Regions from separate parts of the Homo sapiens genome. Here regions 1, 2, 4, 5 and 6 are each linked to region 3. The links are chromatin contacts, found by Hi-C or POLR2A ChIA-PET in ENCODE. All regions are on one chromosome and are shown on one strand. The core of a region is the stretch at or near the end of the contact, and the rest is flanking DNA. Distances in the headings are between cores, read along the strand shown. Region 1 has its middle 76 kb from the start of LINC02098. Region 2 has its middle 120 kb from the start of MIR6090. Region 3 overlaps FLI1 (Fli-1 proto-oncogene, ETS transcription factor). Region 4 overlaps LOC124902789 (a long non-coding RNA gene). Region 5 overlaps ETS1 (ETS proto-oncogene 1, transcription factor). Region 6 overlaps LOC124902789 (a long non-coding RNA gene).

Region 1 (4,888 bases), core at 740-3,239, 470 kb after region 3:
GCCAGGTGTCAATGAATGAATTGATAGTAAGACAATTGAGGCCAGAACCATAAATATCCTCTTTCTGGATAACCGTGAGAGGAAGGTCTGAAGATAGTTCATTTGTTAGTAACAAGAGCTGACAAAGCGTAACGAAGAAGGTCCTTAGATAACATGTGCTTATTATGGATCAAATCAGCACCATGCTATGAATTTCTTGAGCTACTCTTGGATGCTGGGGAGTGGGAAAAGAGAAAACAGGAGGCAGAAGCTAGCACTAGAAGTAAGAAGAACAGCCAAGCACATGAGGATTCCAGCGTTTGAAAGAGAGAAGCACTGACAAGGCCACCTCAGGACCAGAAGTGGGCAGGAAAATGGGAAATCAGGGATTCACTGAGGGACAACAGATCACAATGAAGGGTGAGAAATTGCTGTGGCCTTATTGTGATCAGAAGGCAGGAGGCCTGATATTAAGGTGAATTCCAAAAGCATGAATGCATGTGAGTTTTGCTTACCAACTCTGCGCCTCACTATTATGATCCTAATAGTCAATATGACATGCGAGCTCCTTGTCCTCATGGAGCTGTGATCTATAGCAATGGCAGGAGGCAGAAAGAAACAGACAATATGAAAAAAATAAGTAAAGAAAATATCAGGTGGTGATGATGATATAAACAGAGTGATGTGACTGAAGGTGGCTGGGGTTACCATACACTAATTGGGAAAGGAAGGTCTCAAAGAACAGCTAAGTCAACACCTGAATGACTAGATAGAGGCAACCATGTGATAAGAGATCACAAGAAATGCTCTAGCATTGGGGGATAAAAGGAAAAGAGGCATCAAGGATAACTTCTAAACTTTTGGCTCAAACAACTGCAGGTCCTGTTTACAGAGATGAGAAAGACTACAGAGGAGCAGATTTGAAGTGGGTGAGGGTGAGGATTGGCATTATAGAAAATCAGGAATTCTCTTTTGCCACATGAAGATGTCAAATGCTGGTCCTGGAAATGGTTCTAGGCACAAAGAGAGCATAGATGAAGGCCAAAGGGTTTTAAGGTCAGAGTATTAAGAGTAAAGAACCTTAGCTTGCAATATGAATCATAAATGTCATTCTTGTTCAATGTCTTGAGGTTGTTACAGATGCGGGCAGGATGCCAGTTGAGAAGAAAAATCCAAAACTAAAACAATAAACTTGAATTGAAATTGCAAGGAACAAGGGTTGAATGTCCTGATGACATCCTAAAGGCTAGTGGATAATGGATAATTGGGAAAGGGATATGGAGGTAGACTCCATATATAGTAGCAGTTGATAGAAATTAAATATATTTCCTTAACAATATTTACAATATTTGGCAATTGAGCAAAGTGCTTGTTAGCACAGGTACATACAAAAATCAAATGTAGGGAGTGAGACACCTTACAATAGGTGAAAGTATTAAATACAGTAACTATGGAGGCAGAGTATTAAGGGATTGATCCAAGATTTTACAACCTAAGAGAGTGGCAGAGAGGGACCTCAGAAGATCCAGCTTGAAGCTTGCAATTCGCACACGTTCAACCTAAGATTTCTTCTTTTTTGCACTGCTTGTGTGTGTGTGTTTGTGTGTGTGTGTTTGTGTGTGTGTTTCCAGCACAGCTTTTGGCTACTATTTCTCTAAGCAAACATGTGATTCTAATGAAATTTGCTGAATTTCAAGCAGCCACACGTGTATGAAAGCTGCCCAAGTTGGATATTTGTGGAATGCTGATTTTCCATACATATCAACATTTGGTAATTATCATCAGAACTATTCATGCAAGTTTAAAAGTGGAAATAAAATTAAGAGAGATTCAATAAGGACCTCAGATGACCTACTGGGCAACCCTCCGAGGTAATCAGTCCTTCAATGAGTGGATAACCATCCTGTCCTATGTAGTTAGGCATTCTCTTTAGTTCAGCCTCTCCTGGAAATCTTAACAGAAACATCTGCCATTTCCTCTTAAAACCCCACACATAGAGTGGGGTGGCACCTCGCTAACTGATGAGCTACAAGCAAGTTGTAATAAGTATGTTTCTAAATTGACATAAATTGGTGTTTGTATTCTTTTCTAATTTTGTAAGTTTCCCAAGGCCTGCTTCTTTCTGTTTTGTTTTGCTTTTTCTGTCTCAAAGGCTTAGCATATAGGTTTTGAATAAGAATACCACTGGCATAGTCTATTAGTTATTGATTGCTATGGGACAGATTACCCCTAATTACCTTAGCTGTTGAATGAAAACAACAAACACTTCTTCTCCGTGGGTTTCCTTGGGTCAGGAATCTGGAATTGGCTTAGCCTCATCGTTCAGACATAGGGTCTTGTCAAAAGGTTGCGACTAAAATGTTAGCCAGGGTTGCAGTCATTTCAAGGCTCAACTCAGAGAGCATCCACTTCCAAGCTCACACACGTGGCTGTTAGCAGCCCTCAACTGCATGCCAAGTGGGCAGGGTAGCTGGCTTCCCCCAAACTGAAGTGATCTAAGAGAGTTTTGAGAGAGAACCTAAGACTGAAGGCATGGTTTTCTTATAACCAAATATTGCAAGTGATTTCCTATCATTGGTACAGTAGTCTATTCATTAGAAGCAAGTCCCTAAGTCCTCCCAACACTGAAGGGAGGGGAAGTACACGGGGTATGATTATCAGAAGGTAGGGGCCATTGGGGACCGTCTCGCAGATTGACTCCCACACATGAGGAGTCATATGAGGCTCGTGTTGCAGATGGGAAACTGATACTCTGTCAGGAGTTTAATTTACCCAAATCCATGCCTCTCAGAAATGGAGCAAAAATCAATGTGTCAATGTAAGCAAAATTTGGATCAGCCTGATTCCAAAAATCTGTGTTTTTCCTAGCACATTTAGCTGCGATATAGTATTATTATGTTGATAGTCACACAAAAACTTGTACCTGAACTGTTAAAATAATTTAATATGGTTGTAAAAATGGCTTAGCAAGCTGCTTCTCCAGAACTTTATTTATCCAATTAAGATCTGCCAAAGACTTACTCTATGGCCATACACCGTATCACCACTGCCAATCAAAGGAGATTAAAAAAAAAAGTCCATGCCTTAAAGGAATTCAACATTTAATGTGGAAAACAAACTTATAAGTAGATAATAACAATATAAAATGATTAATAGAACACAGAACTATAGAATCCAGAGAAGGTGGAGAGTATCTGTTTTAAGTTGCAGAGGAATGTGACATTTGCTACAGGGAGATGGGTCTCAATAGATGAGTAAAAGACAGGGAGGACAGATTGGGGTGACTGATACTACAGAAAGAGAGAAAAATAAGCTGAAAAATATATTTTCAGGGTAGCTTAGCAGTTTAAAAGCATGGGTTGTTTTAGAACCACTCCTTATTAACTATGTAAGCTTGGGGAGGTTTTCAACCTTCTGTGCCTCAGCTTTCCCATCTGTAAAATGGAGTACAAGAGTAAAGTCCACCTCATGGTATTACTGTAAAGATAAATAAGAACATAAAATGCTTAGAATGGTGCTTAAGCCCTCAAAAGTATTAGCTATCATGACCTGAAAGGATATGAGCTTTTGGCATGGTACTTTGGAAGACATATAAGACAGATAATTGATCTCTGATTATGGAATTTTTTAAGTGCCTTACAGGACTTTTGTTACAGATTTTAGACTAACCAGATATAGAAATCTCTCTGACTCTGTTCCAAAGCTATGGCATTGCCAGATTTTTTAAAGTTTTAAATATATAATGTAACTGGCCTTATAAGCAAAAGTGGACAATTCCATGTTGAGAAGAACAAATCCATTGTGACAGTGATGGGAGGAAGCTGGTGCTACACAGCCAAGGGGAAAAGCCAGATGGACTGCATACCACTAAGGGCCAGAGTGAAAACCCCCATCCGGAAAGAAAGCTGAAGCACAGATCTCTCATGTGGCAGGAATTCTGAATCTGGCTCTCTGAATAAAACCAGGAGAAGGTAAAACATTGGCTTGTCTGTAAACTGAGATTGAAATATCTTTAAGACCTGGGCTGAAAGCTTAGCTGAGATGCAAGCCACCCATTCCAGACCACAGATGGAAATAGAACCACTCATGGGAAATCAGAATCTGTTTTCTGTATTATGAGAAGATTTAAGGCCCAAATTCACAATAATATTGAGGTGGGGAAAGTCTGAGCTGAGAAACTCACCTCAATACTGGTCTAGGTCTCTTGAAATACAAAAGACCCAGCCCAGGAAAACTGTAAAAGTGTCTCCTAAGGAATCATCACTATCTGGGACTCTACATGACTCTTACGAAAGATGGCACCAAAAGAAGATAAGCACTTAGGCAAAAACCCTTAACACATATACAGAAATCTAACACAGTTGATTCTTTTTATTCTTGCTAGTTTTTTTTTTAAAGTCTTAAATGTAGCTATTTTCTTTTTAATTTCCATAGGTTTTTGGGAAACAGGTGGTATTTGGTTACGTGAGTAAGTTCTTTAGTGATGATTTGTGAGATTTTGGTGCACTCATCACCTGAGTAGTACACACGGAACTGAATTTATAGTCTTTTATCCCTCACTCCCTTCCCATCCTGTCCCCAAAGTCCATTGTATCATTCTTATGCCTTTGCATCCTCATAGCTTAACTCCCACATATGAGTGAGAACATACGATGTTTGGTTTTCCATTCCTGAGTGACTTCACTTAGAATGATAGTCTCCAGTCTCATCCAGGTTGCTGCAAATGCCATTAATTCATTCCTTTTTAAGGCTGAGTAGTATTCCATTGTATATATATACACTACATTTTCTTTATCCACCAGTCATGCTAGTTATGTTCTATGAAGTAGCCACAATCACCACATTACTGAATACTGAATTATTGCCCCTAGGGGAAATATAGGGTTTGTTACTCTGAGCTGCTGGTCAC
Region 2 (4,810 bases), core at 475-2,974, 360 kb after region 3:
ACGTAGCTGGCTATCCTGTTGCTGAGTCAATGCAACCTTTTAAAAACACACTAAAAAATACACACACAGGCTGGGAACAGAGCATGAAAGAAATTCCAAGGAATAGTTTCCTTTTTTCCTTGCTTTTCTCATTTTAATTATATAGGAATTCTGTAACCAGAAAAACATAAAGAATTAAAAATAGAATCCGGACTTCTAAGGATCTGCAAATAGAGTAGTACATGGAGAAAAAGCTTCTTATTATTTATAGGCCATTCTCGTTGCAAGAGATTTAATCATTTTAATATGAAAAATATGCATGGTCCATCTGGTGGCTACCTCTTCACCTCAGTTGCTTCTCTCAGCAACCATGCCTGTTGGCATATACTGTAGTTGCACAGGGAACTAGTTTTGAAGTTAGAAGACGAGTTTTAATTTTATTTCCTTTATTACTTATGTGACTTTGAGTAAATTACTTTTTTCTTTCTAAATTTTAGGTAACTCACCTGCAAAATGAGAATCAGAATATCCATTATGCAGGAATTCAATGAAGATTCAATGACATAATCGTCTGTTCAGTCCAGACCCTGAAATATAGCAGGCCCTTGGTAAAGGTTAATTGATTCTAGATCTGTTTGGAGTTAGAAAATAGCTCAAAAGTATAGGCCTTGACACTACTCAAAAACATACTAGCTATTCTTCACCAAAACTGCTTATCCACAAATAACTATATATGTAAAATAAGAATAAATGAATACATAAATATAAATATATATATATGACATCAACATATACAAGCTTTTTTGTTATGGCATTTCACACTGACAGAATAATTTTTATAATGATATGAAACCATTTTATTTTTGGTTAGGTTAATGCCCCTTTGCTGTTAGAGCCAGCAAATGCCCAGCAAAACACGAGAAAAATTAAGCATCTAACCTCGTTGGTTCAGGATTGGTACTTTGTAAAGATAAGACACTTAGAAGATAGATACAATTAAAATAAGACAAGAAACAAGGCAGAAATTAGAGGTGACATATTCATTTGGACGGCCATCAACCACAATCTACTCAGCTGTATTCCTAATTAGTACTTAGGCATCTTAGTTTCTATCCAGCTTCTAAGCCTAATTACTTCCTCGACCATTATTTATTACCTGGTGTGGTAAGACTGATGCAATTATTCCCATTTCATAGTAAACATGAATAAACCAGAGGGAAGCTAAGTAATTTCCTGAAGGCACCCAATGTCTGTTATGGAGTTAGGGTGGAATTCAGACAGGCTTTGAGTAATTTTAAAATAAAATACCTTTAGCAGAGTGAAGCTGGGTTTGCCTAATAACCTCTATTAAGTCGTGAGCACAGGGCCATGTGTGAAAGTGGCTTACTGCATGTTGAATGTTAAGTGAGCGAGCACACTCCACATGGCTAGGGTAACTATTTTATAACTCACCATTCAAAGCGGAACACCTCTGATTGTGAAAGAGAGCACTATAATAAATATTCTGGAGCAACATGTATAAACAAGACTGTCATGGAAATTTCAAGACATATGATCACACTATCTAAAGCAGATCACTCCAGTGAGCCATCTGAGGTTCTTGGAATAGCAGAGCCACTCTCTGCAAGCAGTCTGCAATTTGACCCTGGAACTTGCAGCCCAGGCTTTCTTGAAGATTCTTGGTTTAGAATCATGGAAATGACATCATCCTGAATCAACTGATCATATCCTCTTTTGTGCCACATTCAGTGGGTACCATGTGCTAAAGAGAGAATTTCATGTAATTACAGTTGATTACATAAATGGTTCTTGTCACCTTAGTCTACATAACTGAAGTCAGAGTTTCTTGAAAGTAGCATAGAGAATCATAAAAATTATTTAGTGAATCTCTAGAATATGGTATTTCTTTCTTTGGGTAAAAATGCCTGTTTCTTTCTCTTTTAACAAGTTTTTGAAGAAACTGGTTTTAAGTTTCTGAATCAAACACAGATTTTTCTTAAACTATTTGCATCTTTAATTTCCTCTTTTAGGTCTCCTGTGAAAGCTCATTTGGTGGTTTTGTAATACTTCAGTAAATTTAGCTCCTGGTATGTGATTTAAAGAGAACTATTGAACACTGTATTGTGATATAGTGGAAACAATACAGGACTAAAAAGAATAGTGTTTTGTGTTTTGATCCAAGTTTACCATTAAGTTGCTCTTGACTTGAAATGAGTTATTCAAGCTTTCTAGGTCTCAGTATTTCTCTCTCTCTCTCTCTCTCTGTCTCTGTTTCTGTCTCCCCACCTCCACATATACAGTAGTCATGCATCACTTAAAAACAGGAATACATTTGGCTGGGCACAGTGGCTCATGTCTGTAATCCCAGCACTTTGGGAGGCCGAGGTGAGCAGATCACCTGAGGTCAGGAGTTCGAGACCAGTCTGACCAATGTGGAGAAACCCTGTCTCTACTAAAAATACAAAATTAGCTGGGGGTGGTGGCGCATGCCTGTAATTGCAGCTACTTGGGAGGCTGAGGCAGGAGAATCGCTTGAATCCGGGAGGTGGAGGTTGCAGTGAGCTGAGATCGCAACACTGCAGTCCAGCCTGGGCAACAAGAGCAAAACTCTGTCTCAAAAAAAAAAAAAAAAAAAAAAAAAAAAAAAAAAAAAAACCACCACCACCACCAACAAAAAAACAGGGATACATTCTGAAAAATGTGTCATTAGGCAATATTATAGTATGCAAACATCCTAGAGTGTACTTACACAACTCTAGGTGGTACAGCCTACTACACACCTAAACTATATGGTATAGCCTATGGCTCCTAGGGTACAGACATGTACAGCATGTGACTGTACTGAATACTGTAGGCAATTGTAACACAATGGAAAGTATTTGTGTATCTAAACAGAGAAAAGGTACAGTAAAAATACAGTATTATCATCTTATGGGAGCACTGCGGTTGGTCATTGACTGAAATGTTATGTGCAAATGATTATATATACACATAGATATATACAATACATAATAAATAGATATACAATATTATATATATATATATATATATATATATATATTTCTGTACCACACAAGCTGTGTCCATTCATCAGTTGATGAACCTTTGAGTTGTTTCCACTTTTTGGTTATTATGAACAGAGCTGCTGTCAACATTCTTTTACAAGTTTTTGTGTGGACATATGTTTTCGTTTCTTTTAGGTATCTACCTCCATGGAATTGCTGGGTCATTTGGTAACTATGTTTAAACTTCTAAGGAACTTCTAGACTTTTCAAAGCAGCTGTACCATCTTATATTCTCACTAGGATGTATCAGGGTCCTAATTTTCTCATATCCTCCCCAACACTGGTTATTGTCTATATTTTTGATTCCAGTCATCCTTGTGGGTGTTAGGTGGTATCTCGTTTCGATTTTGATTTGCATTTCCCTGATGGTTCCTGTCACTACTCATAACCATACAGTTATTTATCTTGATTAGAGTTCAGAACTATAGAATACTGCAAGTATATTGGACGCTCCTAATCCTGGGACTGAGTGAACAATCAACAATGGAAGATATGTTTAAAGTTTAGCTTTAACCTATGGAGGAAAACTTGATTTGCTGAGTCCCTGACTATGCAAGAGGCTGGTGGTCCCTGCTGAGGAAGGAGTGAGGATCAGCCCTTCCCTCTGGTCTGCAGCCTCTGCTGACAGCTGGCTGGTGTCCGTCATTGATCATCACACTAGCAGAGTGCGCCTGGTCCAACACCTCTAGACTTGTCCCAACGGTTTATTTGTCTAATGGCTCTTCACAAACAAGAGAAGGAGAATCACATCTCCCTTGAACATGCATCCATCTTTCGGTTCTCAGGATTACATTTGTTTGCTCTGACCTTGGCAGTCTGTCTCAGACAGCTTCTTTCTATATCAAATGGGTTGTGTTAAAACCTAGTTTGAGAACGAAGAGTAAGCCAGGGAAAAATGCATCATTTTGCAAAGTTCGAAACCAGGCATTTTAAAGAACTAACACATCAGTGAAGACAAATGACAGGACAATGGATTTAGAGAGCATGTGTTCCCCTAAGCCCAGTTTGTTTGAGTAGTGTGTGTGTGTGTGTGTGTGTGTGTTAGTGTGTGTGTGTGCATACTGAAATTACTTGTGAAGATTTTTTTCAAAACATGCATGCCTGGACCTCAGGGTCTGACGACCTAATTCAGGTGGAGCTTAAACAATTTTTTTTTCCCTAAATAAGTCCCATTATCCCCTGTGTTGCTGAAATTGAGTAGATCATCAAAACTAGTGAATACTTCAAAGTTGTACCTATTTAGTTTCAAAATATAGATTATTTTCTGTACAGTAGATTTGCTTTTCATGTTGTGTTGTGTTAGCACACTATTAGAATTATCTCTTGTGCATATGCTGGCGAGGGAAACGGTAAGGATTATATTCTCTATTACACGCCTATAGGATACGATGCAAATGTATTACCCCTTCCATGGTTTACTCCATGTGTATTTCTCCAACCTCATCTCTTGCTACTTTACCACTTGATAATCTATGTATTAGTCAGTGTTCTGCAGAGAAACAGAACCAAGGGGCTATATATAAATATATAAGAGGTGATTTATTAGGGCAATTGTCTCATGTGATTATGGAAGCCAGGAAGTCCCATGATATTTCATCTGCAAACTTGAGAATGAGGAAAGCCAGTGGTGTAATTTAGACTGAGTCCAAAGACCTGAGAACCCAGGGTGGCAATGAGGCTGGGGGTAGAAGTAGTGCTGGAAGGGGGGTGGGCACCAGTGTTAAGTCCTGGATTCTAAAGGCCCAGGAACCTGAAGCTCTGATATC
Region 3 (4,380 bases), core at 1,752-4,251:
CACCAGGCAGGGGCAGTGGAGGTAAGGAGTAGGCAGATTCAGGTTACAACAGGCCAGAGAATCTCCAACAAAGCTGGGTGCGGTGGCTCACGCCTGTAATCCCAGCACTTTGGGAGGCCGAGGCAGGCGGATCATGAGGTCAGGAGTTGAAGACCAGCCGGGCCAACATAGTAAAACCCCGTCTCTACTAAAAATACAAAAACTTGCCAGGTGTGGTGCCATGTGCTTGTAATCCCAGATACTCAGGAGGCTGAGGCAAGAGAATTGCTTGAACCTGGGAGGCAGAGGTTGTAGTGAGCCAAGACTGTACCACTGCACTCCAGCCTGGGCAACAGAGTGAGACTCCATCTCAAAAAAAAAAAAAAAAAAAAAAAAAGGAATCTCCACCAGTGGGATCTGGATCTTCAACAAGCATTGGGAGCTCCTTGGAGAAGGGCCCCATTTAGGAGGCATCGTAGAATAGGCCTCCTCACCAGGTGGGCGTTGGCAGGAATGAGGTGGTGGTGCAAAAGCATGACACACAAGCAGAGGGAGCAGAAAGGTGCCTAACAGATGGCACGTGGGGCTGGAACCAAACGCCTGGGTTCGGGCTCCAACTTTGCCTCCTTTAAATCCTTAGACAAAGCACTGTCCCCTGAAAGCCCTGCTTGCCTTCCTGTGTAACAGTGAAGTTACAGTAACTACTTCTTAGTATAGTGGTGAGGAACAAGTGGTAAGATAATATGGGAAAACGTTCAACACACCATGTCCTTCGACTGTTAGGAGCTCCGGCACCATCAGAATTACATCTGGAGAGAGATTCATCTGAGGGGCTGCAGGCTCAGAACCTCTGAGCCTTCCTGAAATCCTGGGATCTGGAAAGGTGGCTGAGATCCCAGTCACTGGTTTTGGTTAGTAGGGTTGAAATGTGGTAGGCCTGGCAGTTCCCACAGGCAGGTCTGAGGCCATGAGCTGCTCTGGAGGAGTTCTCCCTCCCAACCATGCTCATTCCCTTCTCTCTCTTCAATCTAGACTAGTTTCCTCGGTGACCTCATCCACTTTCACAGTTCAGACTCCTTAGAGATGATGCCCAAACGTAAATTCCAGGCCTGAAAGATTATCTGAGCTTCAGTTCCCAAAGCCTAGTAGACGTTTTTATCTGGATGTTCTACCCATTGCTCACAAGGAATCTCAAAGAGAACACTGACATCCCATCCTAAAGCATTTCCTGTGCCACCTTTCTGCGGCTGCTCACAGCACCAGCCTTTAAAATGTGCAGGCTTTAGTCGCCTTTGATTCTTTCCTGTCATGCACCCCCTTCATTCACACTTTACTCACCTAAGCCCTGTTAATCATCTCTTTGCTATCGCCCTTATGTATCTGTCCTTTTCACTTTCCAAAATCACTATCATCACTTAGTTCCGAACTTCATTATTTCCTATCTGGGATATTTTACTAACTTCTTCACTTGTCTTTCTGACTCTCCCATCCTACCGTCTGTGCGCAAGGACTGTCAGCTCGCTAGTCTTAAGTCACTGCTCTGATGAGGTTAAATGTCACGTCTGTGCTCAAAGTCAGCCTCTGGGTTAAATGTCACATCGGTGCTCAAAGTCAGCCTCTGGCTGTGGAATAAATGGCACATGTTTTCAGCCTGCCATTCAGGGCCCTCTGTTGCTTTTTATTTTCATCTCTTTGTGCCTTTGGCCCAGTAGATTATCTGATATTTTGTGAATAAGACTGATGTTCTCTGTCTTTCAAGTCTTTGCTCATAACAATCACTGTCACTATAGAGCACTTTCCTAACGCGTCTCAGGCACCATCCCAGGTCCTTTCCCTGAGGCATCAGAGTAACGCTAGAGTAAGGACCATAAGGAAGTGAATATCCCAGTCCTGTTTGAGAAGGGAGAAAGCTGGTGCTCTGAGGGGTTTCGATGACTTGCCCAAGGGGCAGAGGCAGGACGCAAAACTGAGGCCGCCTGTCCACTGTCCTCTTCCATGACCCTGTGATTTTCTCTCCCTGGACCCTCCTGTCTCCATTTCTACAAGCAAAGCCCGAACTGACCCAGTATTGTACCCACTTCATGCACGCCTTCCAGGTGCCTGCCCCCTCCCAGACACAGTGAGCCCCCACAGGAAGGTAGACACCTTCCTCATCCCTTCTCCACTCTTACTAAAGAATGGTTTGGTCACCTTTGCTCTGCTGAGACCTGCCCAGAGGGGTTAAGTATCTTCAACAGGACAGGGAAGAGTAGCTTATTGCTAAGCTGTCCCCAACAGGACTGGACCTGGGCCTGGGATTAACAAGAAATAAGTGTTCCACGAGTGTCTGCATAGGCGCTTGGGGCCTGACTCCTACCTGGCCTCTGAGGGCTTCGTGGGCCCCAGAGAGGCAGGGGGGCTTCCTAGCCCTACTCCACCCCATCATCAGTCTGTGGCCCTCTCTGCCTTAGCTCTCTAGGGACTGACACAGGCTTCCTGGCCCAGCTCTAGAGCCCCATCTGCTGCAAAAACCTTAAGTGCCAGAAGCCACTTGCTGCAGATCTGGCGACTTTGTGCCTTCCCCCAATCCTGCACAGGCCTGGTGAGCTTACCTGGATCCATTCATGTGGTCATACTCCCGCTTGACGTTGACCCTCACTGGCTGATTGATCCACTCCTGCTGTGGTGGGAGGGGGTTGATCTTGTGGGGCTGCCCGTAGTCAGGACTCCCCGAGGCAGTCATGTCGGCCTTGGGGAGATGGGCTGCCGCTCCGTACGCTGAGTCAAAGAGGGACTGGTCGTCGCTCACCACCGACAGAGCCTCCTGCAGGGCCAGAGAAGAGACAGAAAGCCCAGTGTCACTCTTCACCCAAGCAAGTGACACTCTTGCTTTGAGCTGGCAAGGTGGCCCAGGGCTGCCCCAGGACAGCTTGTCTGGAAGTTCCTGTTTGACTCACACTCCAGGGGGCAGGTTTGCCCTTATGCAAACCAGATGGGTGTTTGCAGGTTACCTGGGTGAGGAGGGACTTTGGGCAGTGGAGTGGGGATGGAGGAATCATGAAAGTGGGTTTGTTTATTGGTTCTGTAGTCTGGGACCCCCAAAAAGGAGGGTGGGGATAGGGAGGCCAAGAATAGTGGTGACTTGGCATGGAATATAGTATTGTGGTGGTGTGTGAATGCTAGATTTTTCCAGGCATAAGCAGAAATGCCTCTTACGAGCTGAGTGGAGTCATCAGCAATGAAGGGGAGATGAGATCCAGCATTTATTTTCCAGGCAAGGCCAGTGAGATCCACCCAGAGAGGCTAGGTGTGCTGCTCAAGGTCACACAAGGGAAGGGTGGTGCCCATGGCTGTGGCCAGGCCAATTTCAGTTTCCTTATTTGTAACAGGGATAAAAATAGTTTTAGCACAGAGTCGATAGGTGGATTAAATGAGAAGATCTGGTGTGGGGGTGTAGCTTGTAAGAAATGCTCAGTGGTTTGCTGAGGGCCCTCTAGGAGGTGCTGGTGCATCCTGTAGATCTCAATGTTGATGACTCAGCCAGCCAAAGGACGAAAGAGGAACCTCAGACACGTGAAGTGCCAGTCAGGGCAAGACCCTCCAAAAGAGGTTGTTGGGTCCTCCCACTCATATTATCCCATCACTGACTTGGGTGTGACTTTGGGAGATCATGGATTAAGAAAAGAAGCCTTGGCCAGGCATGGTGGCTCATGCCTGTAATCCCAGCATTTTGGGAGCCTGAGGTGGGAGAATCTATTGAGTCCAGGAGTTCTAAACTAGCCTGGGCAATGTGGCAAAACTGTGTTTCTACAAAAACAGAAAGAGAGAAAGAAAGAAAGAAAGAAAGAAAGAAAGAAAGAAAGAAAGAAAGAAAGAAAGAAAGAAAGAAAGAAAAAATTAGCTAGATATGGTGGCATGTGCCCAGCTACTTGGGAGGCTGAGGTGGGAGGATCACTTGAGCCCCGGAAGTAGAGGCTGCAGTGAGCCGTGATCGTGCCATTGCATTCAGCCTGGGCGACAGTCTCGAAACAACAACAACAACGACAACTAAAAAACTTTGCACATTCCGGAGATCTGCTACCAATCAAAACATGAGGGTAAGAGTCTCCCATTATTCCATGTCTCATCGAATCACAGGCATCCAAGGTCAGGGACCAGGGCATAGTGTTCACTACAGTCACATAATTACACCAAAGTAAGTCTTCAGAGAAGATGGTAGTCATCTATAATTGATCTATAATCTATATAATCAATAATTATATAATCTATAATTGTGATAATAGTTGTGATAATACATGCAAAGTACTTAGAAGTCTCTGGCACATAGTGAGTCACACTCAGAACATGTTAGGTATCATGATTATTAGCATTCAAACAAAGATTCTCTTAGGCCACCTGTTAGGGGCTGCCTTGTGTCCTCAC
Region 4 (4,879 bases), core at 312-2,811, 340 kb after region 3:
TCCAAACTGAGGCCTGGAGGCAGACAGGGAGGGCCCAACTCCTGGCAGGGCCTCCAGGACTCAGGCTCTCATGAATGAGACTGAGCTCAGCTGCAGCCTCAGCCATTCTTCGTTGCACTCAACCCATTATGTAGTGACGGTAACAAATTCATTGAATGACCTTCGGCATATATATATATATGTGTGTGTGTCTATATATATATATGTATATATATGTATATATATATGTGTGTCTATATATATATAGACACACACAGTATTTACACAATATTAGTTATTTGTTACTTTTTATAACCTCATCACCATTTCATTGGACAGACACTAATCACTAGCAGGATTGGAAATGTCACTGACATGCTGCTTAGGAAGTGATTTGAATAGAGGAGAATGGAATAAAATGGAGATCGTGTTTCTTTCTAAACACAGGAGGAATAGTGATGGGGAGACACAGTACAAAGGTGGGTAATTGGTATATCTTTTGTGCTAAGCTGCTTCACAATTCTGTAAACTATCTTTTAGAGGGCTAAATAAATATCTTCCAATTTCCTTGAGGACTGGGACCACATCTGTTCACTGTGGACTCCCTAGCACCTAGCTTGGTGCCTGGAATTGGTAGCTACTCAATAAATAGGTTTTTGGATGGATAAATGAATAAACAAACAAATAAATCAATGAACTTAATTCTTGATTTCTCAAGATCATAAAAAGATAATATTGAATTGGGGAATGTTACTTGCCAGATATTCGGGAAAGGGAATAGAGGAGAGAAAGACAGTTGGTATGCTGGTGGAAAATCACTTTCTCCCACGATGTTAGGAGAAGGAATGTTAGACTTGAAAGCAGAAAAGCCTGTGTTAAATCCTGTGATTGAGTAGCTGTGTGACCTCAGACAAACTGTTCAACCTCTCTGAGCCTACATTTCTTCGTCTCTCAAGCAAGACTTTCCAATGCCTACAGACATTATCTTGGGATTAAGAGAAACCAGGATGGAAGAGAGTATGATAGAGCGTCTAGCACACAGTGCTCCTGTGCTTTTGATAAGCTGGCATTTCAGCAGGCTTGGCTCTGGGGCTCAACCTCTTAAATGCACGCTGTCATTTATTTTCCCACGGATGGAGCTCACCATCTGTTTTCCCAATCAGCCCGAGTCCTCCTCCCCTCTTAGTGTTCTTCTTATAGGCCAGGAAGTCCCTCCAGTCCCAGGTATGCTGCTTCTCGTGGGCAGGTGTCGGGTCCAGCCTTCCCTGCATGGGGGCTGTGGCTGTCAATACCATCAGCTTGAGTGAGCTTCTCATAACAGCTTGAGAATGCACCTTCCTGTGTTTGGAGCTGTGGAGCATTGACCACTGATGAGACTTTTTGTGTGCTTTTACCTAAATTTGGGCCTGGGGATAAGCATTAGTTACTGTGCTGGGCTCACCCATCTTTTATGAGCAACAATTCATGCAGAAGGGAGAGCAGACACCACTGCTGAGCCCTCCTGTGGCTCTGCGCCCTTCTCTCCCCGTCCCTGCCACCACCTACACAGGGCGCCTGGGTGACAGCTCCTCTGTGGCAGCCCCTCCCCCTCCCATGGCACTGGGCTTTCCGACAAGCCTGCCAGCTGAGGGAGTGGTTTCTGTGGTAGGGGCTGCCTCCACTCATTTTCCATTAGGGTCACCAGGCAACCACCAGACAGTGACAACGCCTGATGCAAACTCTGCTGCACCTAGCGACGAGCTCTGTATCCCATTACGAGGCCTGGGCTGGCTACAGGGCTGGCTGTGCCAAGCTGCGCGTCTTGCTTGACAGGGCGGATGGGAGACCTGAAGCCATACTGTCCTCAGGGCTTGTGTGCCTGCCAATCTGGGACCAAGGGAGTGAAGTTGTGTTGGGTGGGTCAGGTTGATGCAGCAAGGTTTAAAATCAGATGTGGATCCAAATGAGGCATTCTCCTTTGTCCCATACCACGTGGGACATTTCTCTATTAGGATATTACCCAGGAAATTAACTGCTAAGTTTCTTAAAAAAATCCAAATTCTCATTTTTACATGGTGAGTTACAGTGTTCAAAGCAGACTTATTCCCATGTTTGAGATTTATCCTCCATCTAGCTGTTTGAGGTAAGTATGGTAAGTGACATTGTCTCTTTTTTAGATATGGAAAACTGAGGCTCAAGAGCAACTGACTAGCCAATGTTATATCAGTGAGTAATTAACTGACAAAGACCAATCTTAGGCATCCTTCTATAGCAAACTGTGGTGTAATCTATCCTTCTTTCCCAAGGATCCCACTCTCCCTTGAAATACTAGTTAATTAATCCAGGTATTTACTTATTCATTAATTCCAAATGCCTACAGAGTGCCTACTGCATGCCAGCTACTATTAAAGAGGTGAATAAACCACCGTGCCCTCGTGGCACTTAAATTCTTCGGAGAGACAGACAAGTACATGTGAAACTTCAGGTGGAGATAAAGACACTGGGGAATGGTGAAGCAGGGCAGGAGGCTGGGGAGAGCCTTTGTGCATATGTGTTGGGCTGGAGGAGAGCCTCTGCTGAATACGGGGTGACTACAGCAAGGCTGTTACTAAGCTGCCATTCCATCAGAGCCTGGAAGAAGTGAGGGAGAGGGCCTCCTGCCTGCTCTTGGGCATGTGCGGTATGACATCATGGATTAGTATTCACACAATGGCTGTGTAAGGCAGGAGTCATTGCCCCAGCGCCAGATAAGAAACAGAGACAGTAGCTTTTTTGGAATCCCACAACTGTAAGCAGGGGAGAGAGGGTCCAGACCCAGGTCTTTCTTCAAAACTCTGCTTGTAACCACCACCAATTTCAGGCAGAGGTGCCTGGGGAGATAACTTGGAAAAGAGCTCTTACCAGCATCGCTCATAAAACACTTTGTATCTACCAATAGCACCTAGGTGACTTCAACAAGGGACATTCTAGCAAGGGTCTGTTTTTATTATCTGACTTCCTTTTAATTTTGTTTATGTTTCACATCAGGCAGAGGACCAGAGCTCAGGGATCTCAGTCAACATCAAGTGTGTTCTGGCGAGAAAGACTGAAATCCTGCTAATAACATTTCTTCAAATCTCTCTTTAGTCAGGAACTATGCTAAGTACTTTATATGTAGTAAGTAGCACTCTGTGTCTCATCTAAGATTCAACTCAACTTTTACATCACCAGTGAGATCTTGGCCAATTGTCCTAAGCAATAGGCAAGAGAAATTTTAAGTGGCCAGAGCTGACGTGTAGGAGATATGGGGCAAGAGCTGGGGGCGTTTTTGTGGTGGCTTGGCTGGGGTCACGTATGTGTCTAATCTCCCTAAGTGAAGTAAACTGAGATTGGCTCTACTTGAAACCTTTTTTCTCTGGAATTAAACTATAGGGTTATAAGAAGCAACTCACGGGCTAAGAATGAGGGGAACTCCCTGACATACTTAGAGTTTCATTTGTAAATTTCCACTGTTTTGATTGTTAAAATGGTATGCTTATTATCAAAAAGGCAAAAAAGAAAAAAGTAAAAGCATTTCTAATTCTACCACTCAAAGACCCTCACCACTCTGATTCATTAGTGTTCTGCCTTTGTTCTAGGCCATATTTTAAGTATGTAATTTGGTCAAAACAGTTCATTACGTATGATGGCCTTTCTTGAGAACGGAGCTCTCCCTCTGTTCCCACAAGGCTGTACGCACACATGGAAACAGCTCAGGTTCAGGCTCCGATGGCCCTCCTTGCTTCTAAGGTGTTTCACCTTTAGTCGCTGGGGAGTTTTTAGGGAAAGCCAGGCCACGACTGGGTTCTGCAGTCTCCGGAAGGATTTTAGTTGACCCCCAGTCCTGGCACAGCCCAAGGGCATCAGCCTCTGCTACTGAGCTACACATATCCCCTGACAGCAACTCCCCCTAGCCCTCCCTAGACTGCGAATTTGTGAGCAGACAGCAGGATTCATGGCTGTCTGGCTTCTCCCTGTCCTCCCCCAGATGAGTGGAAGCCAGATGTCAGAGCACCAGGCAGACCTGAGGAGGATGGATGACAAGCCGAGATGAAATGGACAGTATCTGGTCCCACCTTGGGCTTTGGCTTAATTGCAACCACATGAGCACAGTCAGAGCTACAGGGTATAGTTGGGATTAGAATAGAGATTCATTTTGGGATGAGAGCTTTTCTGCATGAGATACTGTACTGCCTCAGACATCATCCTTTTAACAACAATCACAGTAGTTAACGTTTATGGAGTGCCTATCATTTGCCTGGCATGATGATAACTGCTCTATGAGCATTAATGCATTAGTTTTTATAATGCACTGCTAAGGTAGGTATTATTGCTATCTCCGTTTTGGGAAAGAAGGCTCTGTGGCACAAAGGGATGAAAGAATGTACTGAGGTTTCCCCAGCAAGTACAGCTAGTGGGTGCTGGAGCTGTGATTTGAAACAAGGCAGTCTTCCTGTGGATCCTAAATCTCTCCCTTGGAGTTTAATTTTATTTATTCATTCATTCACTAAGTAACTACACTCATTCAAGCTACTGTCGTCTTTCACCTGGATAACAAGTAATAACAACTTCCTAAGTTGTGCCTTTCTTTTACACAGAGAGTTTCAACCTTGGTTGCACATTGGTATCACTGGAGAAAATTTAAATAACTAATCATCTCCCTCTCCTGCTTAAAACATTTCTTCAGATAAAGGATGAAAATCGCAACAAGGCCCACACTACATGGCTCTGCAACATCTGACCCTTTCCTTCTTACCAGCCTCATTTTGTACAACTCACCCCTCACTCTCAGCATGCTGCCGCTCTGGCTTTCTTAGCCTTCTGGACGACTGCATGCTATTTCTTGCCTCAGGGCCTTGACATGCTGACCACAGTTCTCTTCAGCTAACTGTTTGGTTGACTC
Region 5 (4,444 bases), core at 1,071-3,570, 260 kb after region 3:
TTTTACTTTAAAAAATATATTTCAGTAAGCCTTTATGTAACAAATTAAACTTCTGTTATATGCAAAGTTACCCATTAGGTTGAGTCAGGGTTGGACAGAGAAGGAAGCCAGGTTTTCACTTAACTCATTTGCTTCATATGGAAGGAAGCCTCAGTTGCCTGAGTGCCAGGAAAAGAAAAGATTATAGTTGATTCTGTAAATGGCTCTTAATTATGTTCTTACGGGGCTAGCTGTATGAAACCCTGGGTTTCTTGGAATAGTTTTAAGTTTTTAATCACTCCTAAAATCTTTCAAAATAAGAAAGGAAAAGTCCCATTTTTTTTTTCTCAGCTCTGAAAAATGTTAGTTTTCCTGGATATCTGATCCATTTCTGTTTGCAGTGGAATAGAGAGAAAGACCCTGAACTTTAAGAGTTAGAAGACTGGCTTCTAGCCCCAGCTGGTCCCTCTTGGCCTTGTGACTTTAGGTCAAGCTCTTGATCTCCCAGGGCCTTGATTTCCTCATCTGTGAAATGGGGACCTTGTGATACCTTTCCAGGCCCCTCCAGTTTTATGTTTAGAGGATATTTTGGAATAGTGTATGTGAAGAGTCTTGGCAAACTGTAAAGCATTTCTCAGGTATAAGGCATATTACTCACTCTTAGTATTTCTTTCATGCTGCTATTGAGTGTGACCATACCCAACACACATGACTGGTATCATAATCTGATGGGGTTGGGCCCAGTTCAATGGTCATGCAAAACTGGGACATGCACCTTGGATTTCTTGTCCTTGGCTGTATCCCTCATCTCCTAACCCTAGGATCCCAGACGCTCCAGTCTTCACATGATCATTGATTGAGAATAGTGAGAGCATAAACTCGTGAGGTCAGTAAGGCCAGATGTCTTGAACTTCTTGCCAAACAAAAGCCACCTAGTGTTTAGATTCTGTGTACCATTGTTGGTAAGAGCCATTCGGTTTCAAAGAACTGAAAAGAGTGGTATGAAAAGACACATGAAACACCCTGGAAGGTTCTTGGAAACTGAACAGCCCTTAACTTTGAGTTACATGTAAGTGAATGGAAACCCTTGTTTTACATTTCACTTGAAACATCTATGAGGTGGTTCAGGGTTAGGCCACAATGAAAAATGAGCAGATGTTTCCCTGCATTCAAAATGCCACTAGCTTATTCTTCTGTAGATTCAGAGAAAGCTACCTGCTCACTTCTGTCTAAATACTGTGCAATCTCCTGCAATGGTTATTTAATCACCAGCTTCTGCACAACTGTCCTTTCAGAGGTCTAGGGGAATTCCTATAAATATTAACTGAAATTTGGGGTCCCAAGGAATAATCAGTGGGCAGGAAATCTAATATAATTGCAATATATTTATGTCCTCATTTTCCAGTGCGTTGTGTTTAGAATCTCCACTGTGTTGGCGTAGTGTTTCTCCAGGCCGGATTCTCAGCATTTTGAAACAAATACGTTATTTGAATTTAAGATATTGTAATTATTAGCACAAAGGAGATTTCAGTATTTTTCCATAAAATATAATTAGTTAATGTCTATGGAGGTAGTGATTAACTTTCAGACACTGATTCTAAAATTAGAAATATTTTGTACCTAATGTAAAAATATTATAATAGGTGATGAAGTAAAGTATTTTAAGAGTAAAGCGATATCTGCTTAGGCTAAGTCATGTCAGATTTTTCACCCGTGTAATGATTTTGTCATTGTTTTTGATGAGTATATTGAACAGAACTGCTACAATCTGCAAACAACATGAAGAGAATTTTTGAATTAGTATTTTATATGGTGAGTTTATTTTCTATTTAATATACATTTTTGAGCATGATTAGTCATCACTTAAGAGCAATGCTCACACAACCGAAAAAGACAATCTTTGCCAACTGTTCACTTAGTTATAGAAGGGAGTTTGACTTTTTTTTTCTTTTTAAACTACAATTCCACACTTTATAGGATAAAGTTCTGACTTTTACATCTGAATCCTTTGGCTCCAAAGACAATGCTGTGCCTTCTCTGGAGCTGATCAAGTCCAAATGCAAGTGTCCTAAGTGGACAGGGATGGTTTCCCCCAGCTGGGATGTGAACCCTTTTTTTAAAGAGATCTAGCACTTGAGTCTCACAGCCAGAGGGGCAGAGCCAGGCACCTCTGATGGGGCCCCAACAGCACGTGGACTGGGCTTGTGGAGATGGCATTGAGGTGGAAAGGCAAAAGTAATTCTAGCTGCTTTCCTGGGAGAGAACAAGTGAGAACCCAGAAGTGCCTGCCCCCTGACAGGAAGCAGAAACCTACGTGGAGAATTGTCAGCTCAGCAGTCCTGTCCAGACCACACTGCCAGGGCTTGTGTAGTTATGGGAGGCAGACTCAAGGAACTTCTTTTTCAGGCTTTCTGCTGTCGTCCTTGGCTGTCACCTCACACTGGCATCCCACTGTCCCAGCTTTCATGTTGAGAAGATTCTGGGGGCCTCCTAGTCAGTCTCATTCTTCAGTTCCCGCTACAGCAGAACCACTGCTTGTCCATTTGGCCTGGCCTGTGTTTTCCACATGTGTTGTCCTGGCCAATTTCCGCCATCAGTAAGGTCCTTTTCATCAAGTCATAAATCTAATGGAGGGAACAAACACACACAACAAAACCCACACAGTTCAAGTTAATGAATTTGTGTTGGATGGGGGTGAAGGGAGGAAAGTTGCTTCAAATTTGGAAAAATTTAATTCACTCAACATTTGTTGATTGACTTGTGTGTTTAGCCATGTGCTGGGAGCTGGGGCTGCTACAGTTGTTTCTTCTCTCAGAAGCAATACTCTCTGGTTAACTAGAGAGCCCTTTTCTCTAAAGTAAAACTGATTTCTACTCTAAGGGAAGACATTTCTGGACCTGCCGCTTAGCTGTTCTTGGAGGTGTAGAGTGGGGATGGATGGGGAGCAGCCATGTGTTTCTTAGTGACTCATTTGATGATTACTCCATTGTTTGAAGGGCTGGATGTTATGTAATCAACATTCTATCCCCTCCCCCAATTACTTCCCCCTAACAATCTGGGATTTTCCATCATTTTGTTAACCTTCCTGGAGACATGTTGATTTTTTCCACTAGATTTTTTTGGGCATGTCCCAGGGCAACCCAAACTTACCACTCCCTGGAACTTCAGATTCCTCGTCATTGGCAAGGCCTGGAAGAGCAGCTAGGGAGCCCTTCTGTTCTTCCAGGGCACAGCCTGGACTCTAGCAGTTTCCTGACAGCATCACTAAAAGCAAACAAGAGAGAAAGTGCCACCTGTCCTTCTTTTATGCAGTGTAATCTCCACTTAGTTCGACATTCAGAGGCAATATATTTGCTCCTTTCTTCAGAGGTTTATCCTATGCTTAATTTCATTCAGCCCATAACACATTGTTTGTGTCCGGGGAATATTTTTTAACGAAGCAAAGTTTAGAAATGGCCAGTTGAAGAATTTCTGTAGTAGCCTTGCCTGGAACTTAGTCATTTTATAAGTCAGTTTCATGGGATACACTGAAGATTCAGGTTTCTAGAAATCACTTTGGTAAAGTGTATCACTGTCAAAAGGTAACAGGAAAGCTAGTAGGGATTCTCAGCTCATTTCTTTGCTTATTCACTTTTTGTGGGAAACTGTGCCTGAGGTTAATTCAGAAGATGTTTACGTTCAGCTGTATTTATGTACCAACATCGTGAACATGGTCTGCAAATACAGGAGGATCTGGATGGACATAGCAGAGATTAAGGTGCATGTGGGTGTGGCAAATGATGATACATTTGCAAATCTGCAGGCTGTAATGCCTCACTCTTCTTCACTACTGACACTAACCAAGCTTTATAGATTTTTCGTCCTGTATGCACTTCAAGTTGACTTGAAGTCATGTTCACTTATGTTATCTGCCTTGCCACTTTTGTAGTCAAAGCCACCATCCTCTCTCACCAGGACTGATGCAATAACTTTCTAAAATGTCTTGCTCATCCATTCATACTCACCCCTAAATCACTCTTTACAGAACGGATAAGGTGATCTTAAAACAAAATGATCTTTTTGTAGTTGATGCTGATGTCCCTGCTCTGAGGACTACACTTTGAGAACCACTGATCTGGAGTATTCTTTTCTTCCTAAATTCTCATGCATCCTTCACAATTCAGGTCAAACATCTCTCATCTTCTAAGGGAGGCCTTTCCTGTTTCCTTCAGACTTCCAGGAATTCCTGTTGCACATTAACGTTGCATCATGTACTTCTCCTTTGAAGCCCTTATTGACATTGCATTTGAACATTTAACTGTGTAGATAGATTTTTAGTGGCTGAATCTACTGCAAGAATCAGATAGCTAGCTCCTGTGGAGACTATTTCTGTGTTGCTCACTGTTGTTTCTTTAATTCCTTGCACAAAGCAAGTGCTAGATAATCATTTGTTGAATGAATGAATATTGTTATTTCATTTTCATAG
Region 6 (5,135 bases), core at 976-3,475, 310 kb after region 3:
CACTTTTTTTTCCTTCCGTCTACTTCCAGTAAATTACAATTTATAGACAAATAAAGGGGAACACCATCCAGTGAAGTAACAATATGATTTGACACATAGGAGGAACCTAACCTGAAGGAATGTGTGGCCTGCAGGTGAGTAGCAGTTAGTTAAGTGGGGAGGGAAAGAGGTTCCAGTGGTGGGGAATGCATGTCCAGAGGCTGAGAGGTGAGAAAGTGTGTACACTGATGGAGAAACTGGAAGTAGTTTTATGGATCTAGAGCACAGAGTGCAAAAGAGTGTGGGTGTGAGGAGAGGACAGCAAGAATGTGTGGAGATGATCCAGGGCCCTGTGGGCTGTGTGAAGAGTGACGTGGAGTCCTGAGGCTCTTCCAGCAGGCTAAGTCACATGATCCGACCTGTGCTTAGGAAAATCATTCTGACTGTGGAGCAGAACATGAATCAGAGCCAGACAAGGGTGGAGGCAGGGAGACCAGTTGGAAAACTGTTTCATGCTCAGAAGAGTTGCATGCAAGAGAAGCAGCTATGGCACATCAGAGAGGTGTTGAGAACACAGAATCACTAGCCCTGGGTGTCTGGTCGGTGTGGATGGGTGGTGGGCACTGTGCTAGGATGTAGACCTTGGGTGGCATGAAAAGGCAACAATCAAAGTCCCTGTCCTTGGTCTCAGTATCATCAGAGTGTAGATTTTAGATCCAGAGAGAACCTTAGAGGTGAATTCCAGTGTCCTCATTGTATAGACATGGGGTTTCAGGTTAAGGGAGTTTCAGTGATTTCCATGAGATCACATTACTAACCGGTGACAGAGACAGAATTAGAATTTAGGTGTAGTAACTCTAAAGCCAATCCTATGCATTTAATGAGGGTTGGCAGCTTGTTCTTCCAAACACAAGAAAAAAAACAGCCCCTTCCTTTCTTCCTTCCAGCCCTTCCTCCCTCCTTCTCTCTCTCTCTCTTCATTCCTTCCTCTGTTCATTTGTTTGTTCCTTTCTTCCTTCTCCTCTTTCCTCTGGGGACAAGAGCTCTTGGCTTAGAGGAATGGACAGACCTCCCTGCATGACAGCCATAGGCCCTCTCTTCTAATCGCGATCTGTCTCTCCTAGGAGCCCTGGGCATCTGCCTCCACTGCGGCTGTAATTGGAAAGAAAGAAGGTGTTCATTTCTCTATTTCTCTGCTCCAGCTGCTGATCCTCAGTTTCCCCCTAGAGCTGTGTGAGCCCCCTTTGCCAAGTGACCTCTTCACATTACTTCTGGAATCCTGTTTTGGACAGAACAGGTGCCTGTCTGACTAGTACTGTCATACCTTCCAGCCCCAGCTCAGCATTTCTTGCCACTTCTGTACCTTGGTCTCACACTCCTTCTCCTGGGCCGATGGCCACCTGCTTTTTAAATAAATCTTTTGTATTATTCTAGTCCTTGGTGATTCTCCTGTCTCTCATTCATTCCCTTTACTCTCCATCTTGAGTTTCCTCTCTTTGTGTTGCACATCTTGTATTCCTAGAGAGGAAATCTAATAAGCTGAAGAGAAAAGGCAGTCACCTTTAAGACTGTAAAGTAGGTTTTAAATCCTACGTTTTAAATTTTAAACCAGGTGGTAAATCCTGGCCCTGCCATTGTTGAGCATTGTGAACTTGGGTTAAGTTATTTGACTTCTCTGTGCCTGGCTTTTTTCATCTGTGAAATGGGGATAAAAGTACCAACCTTGCAGGACTGACATGGTGATTGCCAATTCATCTGTGTTGGTGCTTGACATTTAGTAAGTGCTATGTAAATGGACTCTATTAGTAAATCTGAAACTGCAGTTCAAGAAAGTCTTTTTCTCCGTTTTTGAGAACTATTTTTTCACTGGACTCCTGGAACAAGAAAAAGACCTCAGCCTTCAGGGTGAGGACTCTGGAGGGCCTGTCTGAAGAGAGAGGAGTGTCTGTTCCCCGCCTTCCCAGCCCTGGACGGGCTCTGGTGCCAAGGCCTCCCTGCCTGCTGCGGCCCTGCTTGCTATTGCAGCTGCAGGTGGGCAGAGCGGCTGGCTTTGGGCGTGGAAAGGCGAAGGCCGTTCCGGCCAGCTCCAGGACTCAGCATTTTCCACTACTCCTCGCTCTGTTTGTTTTGCTCTTCGGGCTGCCCCCGCTGAGCGGGGACTTCTGAATGATGTCCAACAGCAACGCCGGGTCTGCCCGAAGTCCTCGCCCACTCTGGAGCTCCCAGCGCCTCGCGTCTCCTCCCGTTGGCAGGCGGAGGGAAGGGGGCCCGGCCGGCCCATGCAGAGAGCTCTTGCACAAAGTACCATTGTATGGGGCTGGTCTGTGGGAGACAAATGAAAGGGATTTCAAAATCAACAGCAAGTTATTTTTATCCGTGAAAAGGCTGAAATGCCTTTCTTTTCCATCTTGGAAAACAAACCTTAAGGGATCATTGTGCCGCAGAGTGTTTTCATTTACTCTGGTATTTGAGCATTTAGGAGAGAGGCTTCTGAAAGACCTGGACTCAGAAATAAAGAAATCCAGAAAACTGGGCTGCCGCCGCCGACGCACCCCTCCCCTAGGCAGGAGTCCACCGGGGATGGCCCAGAACGCCGCGCTCATGTGGCCCCATGCTTTCGTGCCTTTCTCTTGCCCTCCAGAGTGGGCACCTCCTTCCATCCACCCCACCCACCGGCTCTCCTGTTCACTGGCCCGCTTTTCTCATCCAAACTCTTAGCCTTCTGCATCTGAGTGGGGTCCAATTCAGGAATATGTGACCCCTTCCTGTAAGGCAGGAGTCTCCAAGGCGGGGACTGCCCGCTCCAGGAATTGCGCAGAATAGAACACGAGATAAGGGAAGAAACCATTAGAGCTTCTATTCATAGGTACTTTCAATCTAAAAATGGGAACTACTTTTCTATGTACTAATATTGAATGTATATATGGACCCCGGTACCCTCAGACTCCCACGAGTCATTTGCATCCGTGCGAAGCACTGTGAGGAAAGTGAAATTCTGCAAGGTGGGTGGGGGAGGTCCTACTGGTGCCCTGATTTCTCTTTTAGCATATTATGGTGTTTTATATATATATATATATATATACTTCAAGTTCTGTGATACATGTGCAGAACGTGCAGGTTTGTTACATAGGTATACAGGTGCCATGGTGGTTTGCTGCACCCATCAGCCCATCATCTACATTAGATGTTTCTCCTAATGCTAGCCCTCCCCTAGCCCACCACCCCCTGGTAGGCCCCGGTGTGTAACGTTCCCCTCCTGTGTCCATGTGTTCTCATTGTTCAACTCCCACCTATGAGTGAGAACATGTGGTGTTTGGTTTTCTGTTCTTGTGTTAGTTTGCTGAGAATGATGGTTTCCAGCTTCATCCATGTCCCTGCAAAGGACATGAACTCATCCCTTTATATGGGTGCATAGTATTCCATGGTCTTGCATAAACACAGTGAGTCGATTTACAAACCATATTATCCCATTTTAACCGAATCACTTTTAAAAAATGGAAAAGTGTCTTAAAAATTCTTCTGTAAGGAAACTGGAGATTGTTGACAGCAGGAGCAACTCATGCCCAAGAAGGTAAGAAGAATGCCATATCATTTCTTCTACTCCTGGAACAAATTATTTGCCAGCCATGTATTGAAGCTAAAACAAAAGCAATTTAATTAGATTTCACAAGATCTGGCCAAAAAGTTTTCCAAGTCATGAAGACTACATTAAACATGGATATATATTTATTGTCATTAATGATGATTAGTGCTCTGGGGTATTATATTACCAGGCAATGCTAACAGATATTAGCTAGTGCGTGGAGTTTATAAATAAATAAATATGTCTGTATTGAAGGTGGTTCTTAAAAATGTTTACTGATGGGAGTATAGGGTCAGAAAAGTTTTGAAATGACTGCTGTAAAGGAATATTTGCTGAGGGCCAGCAAGATTTCTGCTGGTGGTGGGAAAAGCCCAACATTTGCAACAGATAAAAATCAGTGTTTAAATTCTGACTCTACCACTCAAGTTTACACACTCAGTTTACTATGTGACTTTGGGAATACATGTAACTTTTCTGAGCCTCAGTTTCCTCAAAATAACAATAGTGACACTTACCCCACAGATCTATTGTGAGGATCAGTGAAATACTTTCTATTGAGGGTCCAGGGTAGAACTTGACATATAGTAAGCAATGCTCAAGAAGTGTTTGACTTCTCCACTCTCCCCTTGCTTCTGCTGGGAAGCTAGGGAAGAGCTGTGGGCTCAAGATGGAGCCCATTCTTGGCAAAAGCCTGCTGGTGGGCCCAGGGAGCTTCCCTCATGACTGAGAAGGTCAGCCTGGATTTTCTAACACATCACTAATGGCCTGTTCTTGGCTCTAAGAGGAGAGGACTGTGTGTGTATGTATTTAAAACCACTTTGGGTAGGCCTTCCTGGTGGCTTCCTAACCAGTATGAAACAAACGGTTATATGTTGGTTTCAGTCCAGTTCCCAGCAGACAATCTTTTTTCAAAAAAACGTATGTGTCAGAAGGTATCACACAACAGGGCCACAACTGGCAGGAAGTAGCCCCCCATTATGCAACTGAGCCAAAGTTCTCAGAAGTGAATGAGCCATGGAAAATTAGAACCCCCCACTGAGCCTGGAGCTTGGTCTCTGCCAGAACATTTGGACAGCCAAGCTATGCTATAAAGAAGGAAAAAAGCAATGTGTATGTATCAGAGGGATGGGGTTCAGTTCTTCTAGTTCCTTTCCCAGGCTCCCATTTTGCACACAAGGATACAAGAAGGATGCTGAAGACATCCTAGTGTGAGAGCCTCAATCTTCCTCTCTACCAACTCTGATCCATATTGCTGCTCAAACTGGGATTCATATTCTCTGGACAAAGCCACATGCAGGCTCTGAGAGAGCACTGACCAGCTTGTATATATGGAGGTCATTACGTGTCAGACTCCCCATTCTCAGCAGTGCTTCAGGCTCCAGCCTTAATCCTAGATCCACTACCCCCTTGCAGTTGGTCCTGGGAGAGATTTTTGGGAGTCAGAGACTCCATTCCAAGCTGAAAGAACTTGATCAATGAATGTTTCCTTCACAGTTGTAAACTGGGAGATGAAGGAAAACAAATGAAGCTGTTAAAGGCCAGGGCTCAGAGTACATTTTCGGAATGGAAAGAG

What was found. Hi-C counts contacts between places; a loop is a spot of excess contacts on that map. ChIA-PET counts read pairs that join two places held with the same protein, here RNA polymerase II (POLR2A). Pooled maps may share reads with other maps.
Region 1: a map of CD4-positive, alpha-beta T cell shows a loop between it and region 3 (2.7-fold over the local background). The contact joins two enhancer-like sites. A Hi-C loop is called at or near these places in 16 of 168 maps with a recorded cell type or tissue (B cell, CD14-positive monocyte, CD4-positive, alpha-beta T cell and 8 more), 35 of 37 single-sample maps with no recorded cell type and 18 of 50 pooled maps. POLR2A ChIA-PET finds 5 or more read pairs at or near these places in 3 of 52 experiments (CD4-positive, alpha-beta memory T cell, GM12878 and activated B cell).
Region 2: a loop to region 3 is called in a map with no recorded cell type, with 2.9 times the contacts of the local background. The contact joins two enhancer-like sites. A Hi-C loop is called at or near these places in 9 of 37 single-sample maps with no recorded cell type and 5 of 50 pooled maps. POLR2A ChIA-PET finds 5 or more read pairs at or near these places in 2 of 52 experiments (T-cell and activated T-cell).
Region 4: a pooled map shows a loop between it and region 3 (3-fold over the local background). The contact joins two enhancer-like sites. A Hi-C loop is called at or near these places in 8 of 37 single-sample maps with no recorded cell type and 9 of 50 pooled maps. POLR2A ChIA-PET finds 5 or more read pairs at or near these places in 2 of 52 experiments (T-cell and activated T-cell).
Region 5: a loop to region 3 is called in a pooled map, with 2.8 times the contacts of the local background. The contact joins two enhancer-like sites. A Hi-C loop is called at or near these places in 3 of 168 maps with a recorded cell type or tissue (CD4-positive, alpha-beta T cell, CD4-positive, alpha-beta memory T cell and naive thymus-derived CD4-positive, alpha-beta T cell), 1 of 37 single-sample maps with no recorded cell type and 13 of 50 pooled maps. POLR2A ChIA-PET finds 5 or more read pairs at or near these places in 2 of 52 experiments (activated CD8-positive, alpha-beta T cell and activated naive CD4-positive, alpha-beta T cell).
Region 6: a pooled map shows a loop between it and region 3 (2.9-fold over the local background). The contact joins two enhancer-like sites. A Hi-C loop is called at or near these places in 1 of 168 maps with a recorded cell type or tissue (CD8-positive, alpha-beta T cell), 3 of 37 single-sample maps with no recorded cell type and 7 of 50 pooled maps. POLR2A ChIA-PET finds 5 or more read pairs at or near these places in 2 of 52 experiments (activated T-cell and naive thymus-derived CD4-positive, alpha-beta T cell).

Annotation. Positions count from the first base shown.
Region 1 is chr11:128,282,597-128,287,484 of GRCh38, reverse strand. No RefSeq gene overlaps it. Among named protein-coding and RNA genes, the nearest start is that of LINC02098, 76 kb to the right of the region's middle. Within about 2 kb of position 1,989, at least 2 of the 41 ENCODE cell types and tissues checked have a DNase peak (open chromatin) inside an H3K27ac peak, as active enhancers do; they include CD8-positive, alpha-beta T cell, where a contact is called at or near this core.
Region 2 is chr11:128,396,170-128,400,979 of GRCh38, reverse strand. No RefSeq gene overlaps it. Among named protein-coding and RNA genes, the nearest start is that of MIR6090, 120 kb to the left of the region's middle. Within about 2 kb of position 1,724, at least 4 of the 41 ENCODE cell types and tissues checked have a DNase peak (open chromatin) inside an H3K27ac peak, as active enhancers do.
Region 3 is chr11:128,756,517-128,760,896 of GRCh38, reverse strand. FLI1 (Fli-1 proto-oncogene, ETS transcription factor) reads right to left here. Exons shown (of 9, transcript NM_002017.5): 2 at 2,571-2,782. Among named protein-coding and RNA genes, the nearest start is that of SENCR, 63 kb to the right of the region's middle. RefSeq lists enhancers at 2,155-2,655, 2,656-3,156, 3,213-3,472. Within about 2 kb of position 3,001, at least 8 of the 41 ENCODE cell types and tissues checked have a DNase peak (open chromatin) inside an H3K27ac peak, as active enhancers do; they include CD8-positive, alpha-beta T cell, where a contact is called at or near this core.
Region 4 is chr11:128,419,540-128,424,418 of GRCh38, reverse strand. All of the region lies in intron 1 of LOC124902789 (a long non-coding RNA gene), which reads right to left. Among named protein-coding and RNA genes, the nearest start is that of MIR6090, 100 kb to the left of the region's middle. RefSeq lists an enhancer at 1,592-2,092. Within about 2 kb of position 1,561, at least 4 of the 41 ENCODE cell types and tissues checked have a DNase peak (open chromatin) inside an H3K27ac peak, as active enhancers do.
Region 5 is chr11:128,491,192-128,495,635 of GRCh38, reverse strand. All of the region lies in intron 3 of ETS1 (ETS proto-oncogene 1, transcription factor), which reads left to right. Among named protein-coding and RNA genes, the nearest start is that of MIR6090, 29 kb to the left of the region's middle. RefSeq lists an enhancer at 1,995-3,194. Within about 2 kb of position 2,320, at least 5 of the 41 ENCODE cell types and tissues checked have a DNase peak (open chromatin) inside an H3K27ac peak, as active enhancers do.
Region 6 is chr11:128,448,886-128,454,020 of GRCh38, reverse strand. It overlaps LOC124902789 (a long non-coding RNA gene), which reads right to left. Exons shown (of 2, transcript XR_007062948.1): 2 at 1-2,301. Among named protein-coding and RNA genes, the nearest start is that of MIR6090, 71 kb to the left of the region's middle. RefSeq lists enhancers at 1,720-1,899, 4,556-5,135. Within about 2 kb of position 2,225, at least 19 of the 41 ENCODE cell types and tissues checked have a DNase peak (open chromatin) inside an H3K27ac peak, as active enhancers do.